Regions from separate parts of the Homo sapiens genome. Here region 2 is linked to region 1. The links are chromatin loops, found by intact Hi-C in ENCODE. Cell type or tissue: Calu3. All regions are shown on one strand.

Region 1 (8,000 bases):
GTGTAGATTAGCTTTGCATAATTTTGTACTTTTTGTAAATGGACTTATATATTATGTAGTCTTTAGTATGTGGCTTCTTCTACTCAACATTGTTATATTTGTATCACACTGGAATCTACATATATATATATATATAGATTGTTATATTTGTAGCACACTGGAATCTATATATATAAATTCCACATATAGATTTTATATATGGAATATATAGAATATATATAGAGAGAGAATTGCTATATATGGAATCCATAGATAGATTCCAGTGTGATACAAATATAACAGTCTATATGTACATAATATATATTACAGATTTTATACATATAATTTATATGTGTGTATATATGCTTGTATATCACTATTTCCTAATCTCAGAGTCAAATTTTGTTAAGAGTGTAGACATGGAGTAAGAGTTGGTGAGGAAAAGATTCATTGAAAATGGTGCTTTTAAGTAAGGATTTAAACAAAAGGAAGGAGCTGAGCGGAAGCCCACCAGGCAGAGGGCATTGAGGATGATATTTCTTCTTATCTTGATCTATCTCCTGAAGCCAATACAGCTGGAGAGTATACAAAGAAGGCCTCAGGAATATCTCAAGGACACCAGGAATAGGGACGAATGGATGGAGATGAAGACTTAAGTAGCAATCAGAAATGGCTAAAAAGTCAAGAACTTTGGTGACAAGGAGAATCTGAGACTTCTTTAAAATGAAAGGTAGTTAGAGCCTATCTCAAAATAGAATACACTTGAAATGTGTCCTGTCTGAACTAAGAAATAATCTGAGTGCCAAGATTAATGGTGATTATCAAAATAATTATTTTTATATAGTAGAGAAACAAAGTAAGAGACACTTATTGCAAAACTTAGTAGCTTTCCTTTAGAAAGTTACCAGTTTCATGTTATTCAGTTCCCAAAAGTCAAAAAGACTTTTAAATAAAGTATCTTTCCTTTTTTTAAAAAAAAAAAATTAAGTCTTTGTAAACTTGGCCAATGATTGAAAAGTACAGCCAAGTGTGTTCAAGATTCTTTGTTCAATGATCAGAGCAAATTATATGTAAACCTCACATGTAAAAAGGTTTTAATCTTGTCATGTTAGCAAAAAGGAAAATCTGCTTTTTCTTTAGGTTAACAATTACTTTCATGTGACAATGGCCTTGCATGTTGTAGCATTACTTCTGCTATAAAATTACACTGCAGGTGGTTGGAATTACATTGCTTGACCAAAGTGTCTAACCTGGACAGACCCTTGTTTGATGAATAGTTTTTCATTTTGTACAAAGGACCTTTCAGATAAAATATAAAACTCTGTTTAGAAAGGAAGGTCCAGAGAGAGAGGCTGTGCAATAGTATTTAGTTATGTATTATTACAATGTAATTCTGACATCCTTGGGAAATGTTTGTTAACTAAGTCTTGCAAAGAGACTTGCTCCCTGCCTCTCATGCACCAGAAGAAAAATGCCTCCAAGCAGCGATTCCAAATATCAGACACTCACTTCAACGGGTAGGAAATTTTCATATTTCTTTGGTGAGTCCGATGATCTATGGTTACCCATATGATCAAAAACACCTTTTGAGAGGGTTACTTATCCATAGCTATGGATAATAAGTGATGTTGAATTATCCATTTGCTTATGAAGTAATTACTGAGATCCTACTATGTGTCTGGCACAACAGAACATGTTAGAGACATAAGGATGTCATCGAGGAGTTCAGAGGTGACTGGTGGCTGTTTAGGAGGGAAAATGGTAAGACGATGTGGTGAGAGCTCCTAGAGAAGGCAACGTGAGGGACTGGGAAACTATTTATTGGGTGGGGAATGGACCTTGCCTGGACGGGGAGCAATGGCAGACAGGCAATGTTAGGAAAAATACAACGAAAAGGCTATGCAACTCCCACTCTTGTAAGTTTGAACTATTTATGCTTTCCTCTCCTTTCCTGACTATTTCCTGTTACTGCATTATCAGTATGCTAATGCTCAGTGTAAGCAATACAAATTTCTTTGGTTATGACTTTAGAACACCAGAAAAAAGGAAGGTTGAAAGGATATCTAGCTAAGCACCCATTTCTAAAAGACTTGTACTTTCTATTAAAATATGTTAAGATATTTTTGATAGGAGTGTTTTGCTTTCTGATAGGTACAGGAAATAATAGCTTGCTTTATCATTTTACTTCTCTCATGACACTCTAATAATTTCATCATAACACATCAACTTTCATGTTCATAAATGTGAACTTCTCTGAGTTATCTTCAGATCAGTCCATTCTTTAGTCTAATTTTAAATTTTTACACGATAAAGAAAAATATTCTATCAGAGAGACAGAAAGCTGCCTCCATCAATCCCAGCTGTGCCACTTACTGGGGGTGTGACTTTGGTGGGATGACTTCCCTGGGCTTCAGGTTCCTCATCTGGGACTGAATAGGTGAAAATAAGTTCTAACAACAGTAATAATAATAACAGTAGCTAAGAAAGCATGATTCCACAATTATAAGTAATGTGATAAGCCCAGCTAAAGTGTTGTCCCAAAGGAAATTTTTATGCAAAATTTATGGTTTTAAAATAATCTCCTCTCTCAGAATATACTAAATTCATTGTAGAAACTTTTTTTTTTTTGCAAAACAGTTACTTAAGAATTCTCCATTCACTACTATAAAACTCAACTTCTAAATCAATCAATCTTGATTCATATTTTGGTTCTTCTGTGGATAAGAATCTCAAGGTGCTAAGTTTACACTGGTGGTTTAGGGTGGCATATAATTGACTTCAAATTTGCGAGAATTTGACTGGGGCTGAGACTTTCAAGCAATGTTTTAGATTAATATCATTATGCAGCTGATGTGCTTAGAGTATAAGAAAGAGCAGGGTTCCTAAGGACTGGCATCCAGATGTTTGTTAAGACAGCACTGACATCGGTAGAAAGGCCAGGGGAGTGAGGGGTAACAGTGGTGCTACAGAGTTTGAGTCTCTCTTCCAGGCAAATCAGCTTTAAACGCATTGACCTATGTGAACCACTCCTGAATTCTAAGTATTTAAATGACTCCTTTGCACGCTTCTGTGCCAATTTCACATTTTCTCCATCTCATTCAAGCTATTCAGTTAAGATTAGAATCTAAGAATCTACAGCTTCTACCAAGGTAATGATTACCTCCTAATTGCATTCCTCCTTCCTGTACTACTACTCCACCTTTGTGTGCCCTTTTAGCTGCAACATTCCACTTGTGAGTCATGTTCCCCTTGCTCAGCCATCAGCCATTGTGGGTTACCATTGGCTGCTACCTTTCTATTTCTGGTTGTTCTGAATGATATTAACAGAACTTTGGTCATATTGGGACAGGTGTGTGTGTCTGAGATACGGAAGGGGAATTTGGATCAATTGCCACAAAGAACCAAGTTCTTATAGAGTTGACTTATTTACAAAACAGGGAACGTGTGAGGTAAATGAGCAGAACATTGGGGCTTTTTAAAAACAGTCCTGTTCAATAGAAATTTTCTCTGATGGTCAAAATATTCTACTTCCTGTCTGTCCAAAAGAGTAGACACTAGCCATATGTTCCTGTTGAGTACTAGAAATGGGGATGGTGTGACCAAGGGTCAGCATTTTACATTTCATTTAACTTTAATTAAGTATAAATAACCACACGTGGCTAAGGGCTAACACACTACAAAGCCCAGGTTTAAATTCTCAAGAAATTATACAAAAATTTTAGTTTACAATGTCAGCTGGAAAGACATCATTAATAAGATGCAATGTCATTAAACTTAGGTGCCACCAAGGGATTAAATGAGATGTAGGCATCAGAAATTGAGTAGAAGAACAGAATGTAGTGGATCACAGTGTGGTTGTGTATTAAGGCAACCTTATGCTAACACAGAAAGTGTAAGATATGAATAAGTGACTCGTTTTACCCAGATGTTACCAGGACTACTCTGAAACGTCAGAAACATTCTCTGAAGACAATCTGGAAGGAATTTTCTTCAAAGTTTTCAGAACTCCACATAAATCTTAAGAAACTGCCACTGAGCAATGGGAGACTCTCTTTTACTGGAGGAATTTAGCCCCTACCTTTAGAGTGGGCAATATCAAGGATCATTTATGAGCTGATTATTTGTAAAGCCACACATCAATTATTGGCAAGTTTTAAGTCACTGGCATGGCACATCACCACCATGTGGACATGGCATATGCAGCATGAACTCCCTTCCCACGAATACATCAGTTCATAGCTCCACAAGGTGGTTCAAAGCAAAACATGGAAAAGGAGACTCTGACTTCAGGAAAAACATAGAATTTTCTGATTCTAGAGAGTGTTCACTATTTTGTCACTTGCTTAAGCTTCAAATCTCTGTTATCTTTAACTGCTTGCATAACGTGGTTTTTCCCCATCTCCTGCACTCATCGCTACTGGTCTAAAGTTGTGTCACCTGTGGCCTAAGTAGGCAATGATATGGCTTGGCTGTGTCCCCACCCAAATCTCACCTTGAATTGTAATAATCCCCATGTGTGAAGGGTGGGGCCAGGTGGAGATTATTGAATCTTGGGGGCAGATTCCCTCATACTATTCTGATGGTTGGTAGTAAATAAGTCTCATGAGATTTGATGGTTTTATAAATGGGAGTTCCCCTGCACAAGCTCTCTTGCCTGCTGCCGTGTAAGACGTGACTTTGCTCCTCATTTGCCTTCCGCCATGACTGTGAGGCCTACCTAGCCATGTGGAACTGTGAGTCAATTAAACCTCTTTCCTTTATAAATTACCCAGTTTGGGGTATGCCTTTATTAGCAATATGAGAACAGACTAATATAGGCATCAAGAAGATCTGGAACAGAATCCCAGTTATTTCACTTTCATGCTACATAATTTTTGAGCTACTTAACATCTTTAAGACCCCAATTTCCTCAACATTAAATGGGGACTAATAATATCTACCTTATGATACTATGTAGTAAAAGCATCTTTACTAGTATAAAGCTTGACAATTAGCAGGATTAAAACAAATATTAGTTCCTCTTTCTTTTATTTTTTATCTTCACTTTATATTAAATTCTTTCATTCTAGTCTCTGGTTTAAATACTGTAGGAAGGTAGGTTCCAAAATTCACAACTCCATTCCTGTCCTCTCCACTCTCTCAGATCTGCATATCCAATTTCTGGCCCGATATTTCCATTTGAATGTTTAAAAAGTACCTCAAACCCTTACTCCAAATGCACTTTGTCCTTAAACTTCCACATCTCAGCAAGTATTCATTTCATTTTCAAGACAAAAAATGTAAAAATCAGTCAGATGTCTCTCTTCTTCTCATATTCCAACTCTAGTTTCTCTCAATTCCTTTTATTCTCACTTTCAAAGCATTTCTTAAATCCAGCCACTTCTCTCCACTGCGATTGCTAACAGCCTGGCGCAAACCTGGACCATGGTCACAGACCCCCTAAAGTGTCCCCTTTCTTCTTCTCTTGCCCAATACAGTCTATTCTCCCACAGCAGATGATCTTTGGAAAACATAAATTCGCCCATGTCACTCTACTGTTCAAACATCTTCACTGCCTTTCCATTGCATGCAAAATAAACATTTTATTATAAGCTGCCAAACTCCACATGCTCTGACCTTGATTACAACTGCAACTTTATCTCCTACCATTCTCTGCTTCACTCTCTCGTACAGCCTCATGGCTCTTCTTGTGGTTCCTCAAACAGTTCAAACCTGTGTTACTAGAATCCTCTTGATCTTTATCTCACGACTTCACTCAGGCCACCATGAGTGTCACACTTCTGGGGAGGAACACTGCCTACCACCACACTCTTTCCTTTATTCTACCTAGCACTCATCACTCCCGGCATTATCATATAAAGGTGTTCTTTCATTTTCTACTTCCCATATTAGAATGGAAGAGCAGGGAATTTTATCTTCAGCTCATTTTTGTATTCCAACAATTAAACTGTGCCTGACACAGAGTGGGCACAGTGGGCTAGGTTTGCTACACGTATATTGAGATATTCATCTCCACAACTCTCAGGCTTTGAAGGTCAGCGACTGGCAGCTTCCAGACTATTTGCCTCTGACAAAAGCTGCCTCATCTATTTCATAATAATGCCCAGGTTAGAAACTCCAAAGACTTTTCATTGCCCAAATTATAATCTACTCTGCCTAGAATGACACTCAAGGCTTTCTATCATCTGACCAAATATTCTTTTATCTCTTACTTTCAAGTGGTTCCACCCAAACCACTTCCTCCCAGGCCATAAGCATGTCCTTCTGCTGCTGCACTTGGATTCATCCTTTGCCTGAACATCATCCCTACCAGGTTCTAAGTGTTTAAATTTTTACCATCCTCCTAAACTCAAATTCTGCCTCTTCTGTGAAACTTACTCTGATCCCTGAAATAATACAGAATCTCTTCATTCCCTAAACAGTCTTAAAACTTCATTTGTTTTTTTTCTCATGACTTTCTCTCTGCTTTATTGTTTTCCACTTACTTGTGTAAATAGATTTAATGTTTCCTTTCCTACCATACCTCAACTTTTTGGGGAGAGGATCCATGGATGACTTAACGCTCCCCAGAATACTTAGCAGAAAACAGTACACATGTGCAGATTCCATATTCTTCAGCCTGTTTAATGTATTAAATTGTTCTCTTTTGGATTTTTAAGACTCAAAGCTACTCAATCTCAAACTTAATTCAAAGATGTCCTCTCCCATCTCCACCCACAACTCAAGCACATCTTGAGTTTGGAATGGAGAGTGGTGATATGTGACCCAGTCCTGACACCCCTCCTTCCCTCTGTTCCTTCAGTTTGTGGGTCAAAAAAAAAAAGAGAGAGGGGACTATAGACCCGAGTTTACTAGCCAAGACTGCAATCCACCCTTTGATGAGTGTCACTGCCTCTTCCCACTAGACTGGCTGCATGGCAGGAACCCAAATGCTCACTTCCTCATGGACAGGGAAGCTCAAGTGAGAGGCACCATGGCAGCTTGTTTTGAAAAGATCTCAGAAGAGATACAACCTTCCTGTCAGTCTTTCCCAAATTCCTCCCCCGCTTCTGCCAAATCTGGGTCATTTCTCTGTTTCTCACTGCTGGGCAGCTCTCTGAAGTGGGCTGTCAGCAGGATAGAAAAGCCAGCTACCTTCCATATGTTTCATCAATTTAATCAAACTCAAACTTTCTTGTCACGTTGAAGGTATATGTGCAAGCAGCTTCGTCTCCACCCTACTCTCAACATGGCTATCTCTTCAATTCCTCTATTCTTTGTCCTGGAATCCAAGGATAAATCAGTAATCCTCCTGGCTAATGGGCTACCCAACTGAGAAGTAAAATACCAGCCTCTCCCAGCCACCCTCATTCTTTCAGGCATCCCGATCTTTACCCAACAGGTGGATGATCAGCCTGGTTCTGTAAACAGCCTCTCAGTATGCCTGGGGCAGGTAGTGGTGAGGCTTAGGATTGAGAACAACTCTCCCTCCCTCAAATTTTGCCCTTAACCACCATTTTGAGATAACATTATAAACCATACTCAACATCCTATACAACATTATAAAGTATCTAAGTACCCACCCTGTATCCCTACTGAAAGTGCACAACAAAGCTACACACTCATAGTAATAACCACTAACTTCTGAAACTGAATCTTAACACAACTGTACATCATTTGTTCTAATCACATTAATTAAGGATATTTGGCAACCAGCTACATAATTTTTTGGAAATTCAAATACATATGTATTGAGAAAATAAAGGTAGACCTAGAGAACTGAGCAGAAGGCAAAAGAGTTAGGTTTCCCCATCATCCTCAGCAAACTAACACAGGAATAGAAAACCAAACACAGCATGTTCTCACTCGTAAGTGGGAGCTGAACAATTAGAACACATGGACACAGGGAGGGTCTTTGGAGTCATTTGTTATTGATTTTAAATTAATATTTATTGATGACCTTTAGAACCTGGACTTCCAATCCTTCCATCTTTACATCCATTGACTTGATGTCTCCCTGACCCATGGAGAAATGAGAAAGA
Region 2 (8,000 bases), 640 kb before region 1:
AAAAAATAAATAAATAAAAAATAAACACATTTGCATACAATGTTAGGAAATATATAGGCTCCCTGGTGCCCACCCATTAACTCCCCATCCCTTATCTGTAAATAAGTACTGTGGAAAGTTCTGATGTTTCAATTACAACATACTTTTCAAAAAGATACATATTTATGTAGAAATTAATAATAAAACCTATTACAAGTAATATAGTAAAACAAGTGAGAAATGGCTTAGAAATCAACAAAGGTCAAGATGAAGATTTTTAATGGAGGAGAACTTAAAACCTAAGTAATAATAAAGCACTAACATTGTTTGAGTCCTAATTATTTCTCATCTGAATTGATAACTCTGCCTTTGGACTAACCATCATTTATTATTTTCGAAACAGTTGTGGGGATAATTTTTAATAAAATAGTGTCATTCTCAGCCTCAATATCTTCAGCCTCCCTTTTGCACGTGAGGAGAGCAGAACATGAATGAACTCTCACACACAGGTCCCGCTTTCCCTTGCAGAATCACACATTATCACTCCCTACAGCGCATTGTGCACTTCCAAGTAATTTCAGAATATTTGAAATTCACCAAGGCTGACAAATTATCTCACATTTCTGTTGATATTTTTAAATGTTACCCATTTATCCTGTAATGTTTCCTTGTCTTCCTCCACTGCCTGACAGGTACATATCCACCCAGAATAACTTCCTCTAGGAACTCTTTTATTGCTATTTTCACCATACTCTCAGTTTCCTTAATATTGAACGCTCACTGCTTAGTTTCTCATTCTCCAAATTTTTAATCATACAACACATCAATGAAGAGTTTTGATTATGCATCTTTATCACACAAACACATACACCTAAAACACACATGTATTACTACGTCAAAGCATTCTGTTTAATTAAAAAGTTCCACAAGAAAATAAATGTTAAAGGATTCATGAAAATGAATCAGAGGGAAATGCGAATCAAAACCACAATGTGATGCCACTTCATACCCATTAGGATGACAATAATAAAAAAGACAGGTAACTGCAAGTACTATCAAAGATATAGAGAATTGGAACCCTCATCCTTTGCTGGTAGAAATGTAAAATGATGAGGCCACTTGGAATATAATCTGGCAGTTCTTCAAAGGATAAGCATACAGTTATCATTCCTAAGTACACACATAAGAGAATTGACACCATATGTCCATACGAAAAGCCTTATACATGAATGTGTATAGAGATATTATTAGTAATAGCCAAAAAGTGGGAAAAAGTCCAAATGATCATCAACTGATGAATGAATAAATCCAATGTAGTATTTTCAATAGAATATTATTTAGCAATAAAAGGAATAAAGTACACATGCATGTTACAATGTGGATAAAACTTAAAAATATGCGAAGTAGAAGATGCTGGTCACAAAAGACCATATACAGGATGAGTTCATTTATGTGAAATGTCCAGTATAAGCAAATCTAAAGAAATAGAAAGTAGATAGAGGCAGAAAGTTGTTTGGAGGTTACCTATGTCTGTGCCAGGGACGGAGGTAGGGTTAAGGAAAATGAACAGCAGCTGCAAATGAGTAGAAAATGTCTTTTTGGTGTGAAAATGTTCTAAAATTGAGTGTGGTGATGGTTGCTTAACTCTGAATATACTGAAAATATTACACATTGAATGGGTGAATTACATGATATATGAGTTATATATAAAAATTATATTAAAAATAAATTAAGATAGGATTTCTATTATATCAACAGATCATCTTTTACAGGGGCCTCTGGAGTGTATATACCATAATCTTCAAATTTTATATTTAGTAACTGCTTCTTTACTTGATTCTTCTTCAGAGTATAAGACCCAGAGCACAGCAATTTTATCTCACACTTTAAATTCTTTATATTTAGCGTATCTAGTAATATAAATAATGAGTACAGAATGAATTTATTGATTGATTAATTAACCAAAGAGCTAACCTTTCTCCTGCCCTAGAATTCGTCAAAATCTAAATTGCAGCTTATTTCTAAAATTGTGTTAAAAGACACGTTACACAAAATTCACCATTTTAATCATTTTTAAGTACACAGCTCAATGGCATGAAGTGCATTCACAAAACTGAATCTCTGTACCCACTAAGCAATAAATTCTTATTACGTTTCCCCTAGTTCCTAGCTACCACCCTTCTGCTTTCTCTTTCTGACTTTACTCCAAATACTTCATTTGGTGCTATCATCCACATTTGTCCCTGGCTTATTTAACTTTTCCCAATGTCTTCGAGCTTCATCTACATTGTAGCATGTGTCAGAATTTCCTTCTTTTTTATGGCTGTATAATATTCCACTTTATCTACGATCACATTTTGTTTATCTATTCATCTTCTGACAGACACCTGGGTTGCTTCTACCTTCAGCTATTGCTAATAATGCTGCTATGAACACAGTGGTACAAATATAGTGTCCCTGATTTTAATACTTTTGGTTATGGGGTGAAAATTAGGGATCATGTGGTAATTCTAATTTAAATGTTTTGAGAAACCACCATACTGCTTTCCATCCCAGCTGTACCATTGTTCATTCCCAACAGCATTGCATAAGGGTTGCAAGTTCTCCATGTTCTCAGAAACTCTTGTTATTTTATGTGTTTTTTATGATAGCAATCCTAATGTATATGAAGTAGGATCTTATAGTTTTGATTTGCATTCCCCCATGATTAGTGGTTTTTGAGCATCTTTTTGTATCTTCACTGGCTGTTTGTATATGTTTGGAGAAACAACTAATCAAGTCCTTTGTCCACAAAACAGATCCACAGCCTAATTTAGCTCCTAAGAGCTAAATTATAAAAGACTTAGAAGAAAACACAGGGGGAAAGCTTCATGTCATTAGATTTAACAATGAGATCTTGGCTATGACACCAAAAGTGCAGGCAACCAAAGAAAAAAATAGACAGATTGAACTTCATGAAAACTTTTAAAAATTATACATCAAAAGACAATATCAACAGAGTAAACAGGCAAGCCACAGAATGGGAGATAATAATATTTGCAGTTCACACATCAGAAAATAGATTAATATTCAGAGCATATAGAGAACTCCTGAAACTCAACAATAAATTTTGTTTTAACTGTCAGAGCTAAGGATAACTATCAGAATATTTTAGTATCACTCCTCACAGCAGCTGTACTGCACTTTAAAAAAAAAAACAAACTATATTCTCTCAACTCATACTGGGAAGCCTGAACTTATGTGTTAGTGGAATCTAAATTCTGAAGGCTGGAAGTATTGAAGGCATAACTAGAATAAGAAGCTGTATTTCCTTTGAGTTTTTTTCTTTTTTATCATTTTTCATTTTCTCTCTAGTATTACAAATTAGCAGATGAAGAAAACAGCTCTCTGTGCTTATGTGTGTGCATTTAGAAGTAGAGCAGGCATTTTTATCAGCTAGACAGTGAGCTTTTAAAGCAAATTAGTAAGAAGAGAAGCAGGGAGGTCCAAATAAAATCTACTCAAAGTGGAGAGCAATTGTAATGGGGCTGGGGGTGGACTGAAATATTGATTCCTAATACTTACTCTCTTCGTTATTACACGCAGTGACAAAAACTATCAAATTATAACCAGAGGCCATTTTGCGGGAAAGGGCAAGAGAAGAGAACAACCACAGATGGAAACTGCCATCCAATTTTTGTAGCACAGTAGTGACGGCGACAAAAGGTCAGCAAAGGGGAAGGTAAATAATGTAGGAACAATGCTGAATCTGGGTTCTGATTCAGGCAACAGGAGCTCAGGCCTGCATGCCTACTTTTTGATTTTACCATGGCTGGACTTTCAGAAAGACAGCCCTAGTCACACGCCTCCTCATCCCACCTTTTTCATCTGTCTCATCCCTCCCATACGACTTCTGCCAGAGAGCACCTAGCAAAATGCCTCTCGTACACAACCAACAGTTACTCATCTACTAAGGTAAGGTATGCCAACATTGTATTATCTACTGAGTGAATTATTAAACAAGGGTGGAAGGGAAATTAATGAAGCAATGGAAAACCTGAAACTTAGAGTAATAATTTCCTTCCCCCCGACAAGGGGGAACAGGATGTTAGCGCTTAGCAAATCAGGTGTGTCCACACTTTGATCTTTATCTTGGAGATTCTTTTACATTATGAATTCTAGAACAGTGGTAAGTGGTAGCTTCTACAAACAGAAATTTACTGCCAATGAAATTAAATGTGTGGCTACAACATCAAACAACCAGAATTTAAGAATTATTACGTATGTTCTTTTCTTATCCTATATATAAGAAATAAAGCTTACATATTTACATAATATTCATGTTTTAATCTTTTAGCATTTAAACTAAATTCCCACTCAAATGAGTTAGTGAAAGATTCAAAAATTTCTATTTTGTCTCTTCATTTGTTAGTATTATTCATAACCAAAATAAACATTAAACACAATAGGCATCCTAATTTTTTTTTTTTTTGAGACAGAGTCTTGCTCTGTCACCCAGGCTGGAGTGCAGTGGTGCGATCTCGGCTCACTGCAACCTGCACCTCCCTGGTTCAAGCAATTCCCCTGCCTCATCCTCCCGGGTAGCTGGGATTACAGGCACACGCCATCAGGCACGACTAATTTTTTATTATTTTTAGTAGAGATGGGGTTTCACCATATTGGCCAGACTGGTCTCGAACTCCTGACCTCAAGCAATCTGCCTGCCTCAGCCTCCCAAAGTGCTGGGATTACAGGCATGAGCCACCGCAACAGGCCAGCATCCTATTTTTTTTAACGTAACTACAGTGTTGACATTCCTGATTATTATTTCATAACAAGAAAACTGAAGGCCACGCTAGTGTAAAATATGTGACCTCTTTTTTTTTTTTTTTTTCTACTAAGAAGCATTAAAGACGATGCAAGTTTCCTTTTGGAAGAAGAATCTTTTTGCCACCAAGCTGGTATTAATTTCCTGTTCAAAAGGGGCTACGTTGTCAATGTGACACTTTAATCAGCCCCCAATGTGACTGGGAAATGCCGACTTCACAATCAATGTCAATGTATTTCATGTCGTCTCGATACCTCTTAGTCATTTTGCTTCAGAAGTGCGTGAACAGGGTCAATATATTTCATTAGTTTGTTTCATCTGAAGGAGAGTACAACACGAGAACTTTGATTATATTATAAGAATTGCTTTAATGTGACACCGATTCCCTGATTGTGCTATACCAGACATTCAAGGGCTGGAGGGCAACAAAACCATCTTTCCCCTAAACATTCATCCAGCCACCACCAGCAAAATGTGCCGCAAATGAAAGAAGAAAATAAGATCCAACTCAATTTACATAGTGGAGATGAGATTATGCTGTCATAAATGCATTATAAAACAGAATCATGGAGATTAACTTTGAAGAATGCCAGTGAATAGTAACAATTCTTTTCCACTGTCTAATTGTAGCAGTAAAAATATTTATGACTCTAAAATTTAATAGTTATTTTCATAGTACTGCTACATAATTAACTGCAATAGAATGTTTGTGCATTCTTTCTCAGTGAATTTTACAGCTTCATGACTATCAAACAAATACGAAGTGACTGCATTAGTCCCATCTAATTCTTCCTTTAAAATTATTCAATGGCACTTTTATCCAACAATCCTTGTTGTTTACATCTGACCTCTTTCTAGATGGAGAGGCTACCATCCAGCTCCTCATGAAGTGGATCTTGTAGAGTAGCTATTCACTTTGACTTTTATTATAAGATATGGTATATATTTCCTTGTATTTTGCTTTGTTTCACTGTTTATCTCTACCATTTCAGAGAACAGAATAAAGTGAGGGTCTGAAGAATTATCCATAAAGCATGATCCTTTCGTAAGTCAATTTCTGAATGCAGAATTCCTTTTTGCTTAGACTGTGTTTTGTTATTGCACTCTAGCATGTTCATTTGCCATCTACGCGCCTGCAGATAGAATTATTCACAGTAAACATCCAGGACATACTTTCTTGTTTCTGACCTATACCCCATTCAAATCTTGTCTGAGGTTGGCCATGGCTTCTTGGAGAAATCCAGATGCCCCTGCCCTTATGCTATGTGCTGATTTTTGTGGCTGAGACTTGACTCTTCTTTTTCCAAAAGACTTGTCTGGGGTTTGCCATGTCAGCACTTCCTGTTTTATATCATCATGCTGGAGAGTACCTAGCCAGAACTTCTGGCCAAATCACTGCTCGGTATCCCTTCCAAAGTCTATAGGTATTCAGGAGACAGAAGTCAGATATACTTTTACTGAAATCACATTTTTTCTTAATATCTTCATTCCATTTCTTAAGAAAAAGACTGACATAAAATACATTCTATTATTTTAAAAAACAAGCAATGTTATTGACCTTTAATGAGTATTGTCTCTCCAAAATACTAAAAGAAACCCCATAAATGCAGCTTATCTTGCACTTAATGCATTAGTATCATAAAACACAATTTTAAAAAGCCATGTCATTATGGTCTTTTATGCTTCTTAGGCATTTTCATTTCACAAAGGAAATCAGCCTTTTTGCCAAGATAAAGAGAATTAGGGAGAATGAAATTTTATGTAGCAATATTTTACTCCTATTCATAAATATTTTTTGAATTTTAAAGTCTGTTATTAAAAAGTCATCAGTAGTTCTGCTAATAGCTATTATCTTTATTTTATCACAGAGTATAAAGACAGATATTATTCACTAATGGTTATAAGCGATCATAACCAAAGTAACTTTTAACACAAGATTCCAGTAAAAATGTCTGTTAGGTAATGCTATACTTTAGATGTTTATTCCCTCCGAATCTCATGTTGAAATTTAATTCCCAAAATTGGAGGTGAGGCCTAATGGGAGGTGTGTGAGTCATGGAACTGGATCTCTCAGTGACAGATTGATTAATGCCCTTTCTTGTTGGAGGTGAGTGCATTCTCCCGCTATTAGTTCTCTAAGTGCTCTCTAGAGAGCTGTTTGTTGAAAGGAGTCTGGCACCTAACCCCATCTCGCTTGCTTCCTCTCTTACCATGTGATCTCTGCACAGCCAGCTCCACTTTGCCTTCTACCATGAGTGGAAGCAGCCTGAGGCCCTCACCAGAAATCAAGCAGAGGCTGGTGCCATGTATTTTATACAGCTTGCAGAACTATAAGCCAAATAAGCCACTTTTTAAAAATATATTACCCAGATTCAGGTATTCCTTGATAGCAACAACAACAACAAAAAAATAGACAACAACACTCAACAAGTAAACAACTGCAAGAGTAATACAGAAAAATATGGTGTCTATCTTAAACAGATACAAAGAGCATATGCACAGTGCTTAGCAGTATGTTAGAGACATTGTCAGTTCAAATGTCTTTGCTAGTAACAAAATGTCCAACTAAAAGTCATATAAAGTTTATTTTTCACACATAACAAGAAATCTGGAGATAAATGAATGTGGAATTGTGACTCAAAGAGAACTTTGTTCCTCTTTTCACACAGACACCCTTATCATGCTATCTGCAGCCTTGTCACATCAAGGATGCAAGGTAGTTCCAAGCATTTCATTCACATGCATCTTTCAAAGAAATAAGATCATCATGGATTTCCTCATGCACACCATTTCATTTAGCTTTGAAAACAGTGCTTCCCAGAACTTTCCTGGAAGACATTCTTTTTACTGGGACTTGCTTGCTCACATAGCTAACTTCTGCCCTACAGGAATCTAGAGAGGAGTAGCCAGAATTTTCTGCTTCTATCATGAGACAAAGGAAATAAAAGGGGTAGGGGATGGCCATTGGGTAGACAACCAACAATATATTCAACAACATGAAAGTTTATGCTCAGTAAATCCTTAAATCTAAGAATAAAAATACAACTATTAGTTTATTCAATTTGGAGGGAGATCCTCTATAAAGATAGGGCAAACAAAATAATCATAGTCTTAATTTAAGAAAGACTGGATTTAGGGCAAGAATCATGAGACAAATGAAAGCACTTTAAAATACTGAGGTTATAGTTACATTGGAATGCTGTGCCAACTTTAA

The links. Peaks named below come from ENCODE experiments on the same cell type or tissue, not always from the same donor. Only the 100,000 strongest peaks of a DNase experiment are listed, where the experiment ranks them.
Region 2: it touches region 1 in a loop (2.7-fold over the local background); 1 of 110 quality-filtered maps calls a loop at or near these places.

The regions. Positions count from the first base shown.
Region 1 is chr15:96,673,753-96,681,752 of GRCh38, reverse strand. No RefSeq gene overlaps it. Among named protein-coding and RNA genes, the nearest start is that of SPATA8-AS1, 110 kb to the left of the region's middle. In Calu3, no CTCF peak of the experiment used is centred here; a DNase peak (open chromatin) is centred at 3,222.
Region 2 is chr15:97,315,475-97,323,474 of GRCh38, reverse strand. The region is part of intron 3 of LINC02253 (long intergenic non-protein coding RNA 2253); the gene reads right to left. It overlaps LOC105371006 (a long non-coding RNA gene), which reads left to right and starts at 4,154. Exons shown (of 4, transcript NR_188334.1): 1 at 4,154-4,239; 2 at 5,779-5,831. In Calu3, no CTCF peak of the experiment used is centred here; DNase peaks (open chromatin) are centred at 3,954 and 6,914.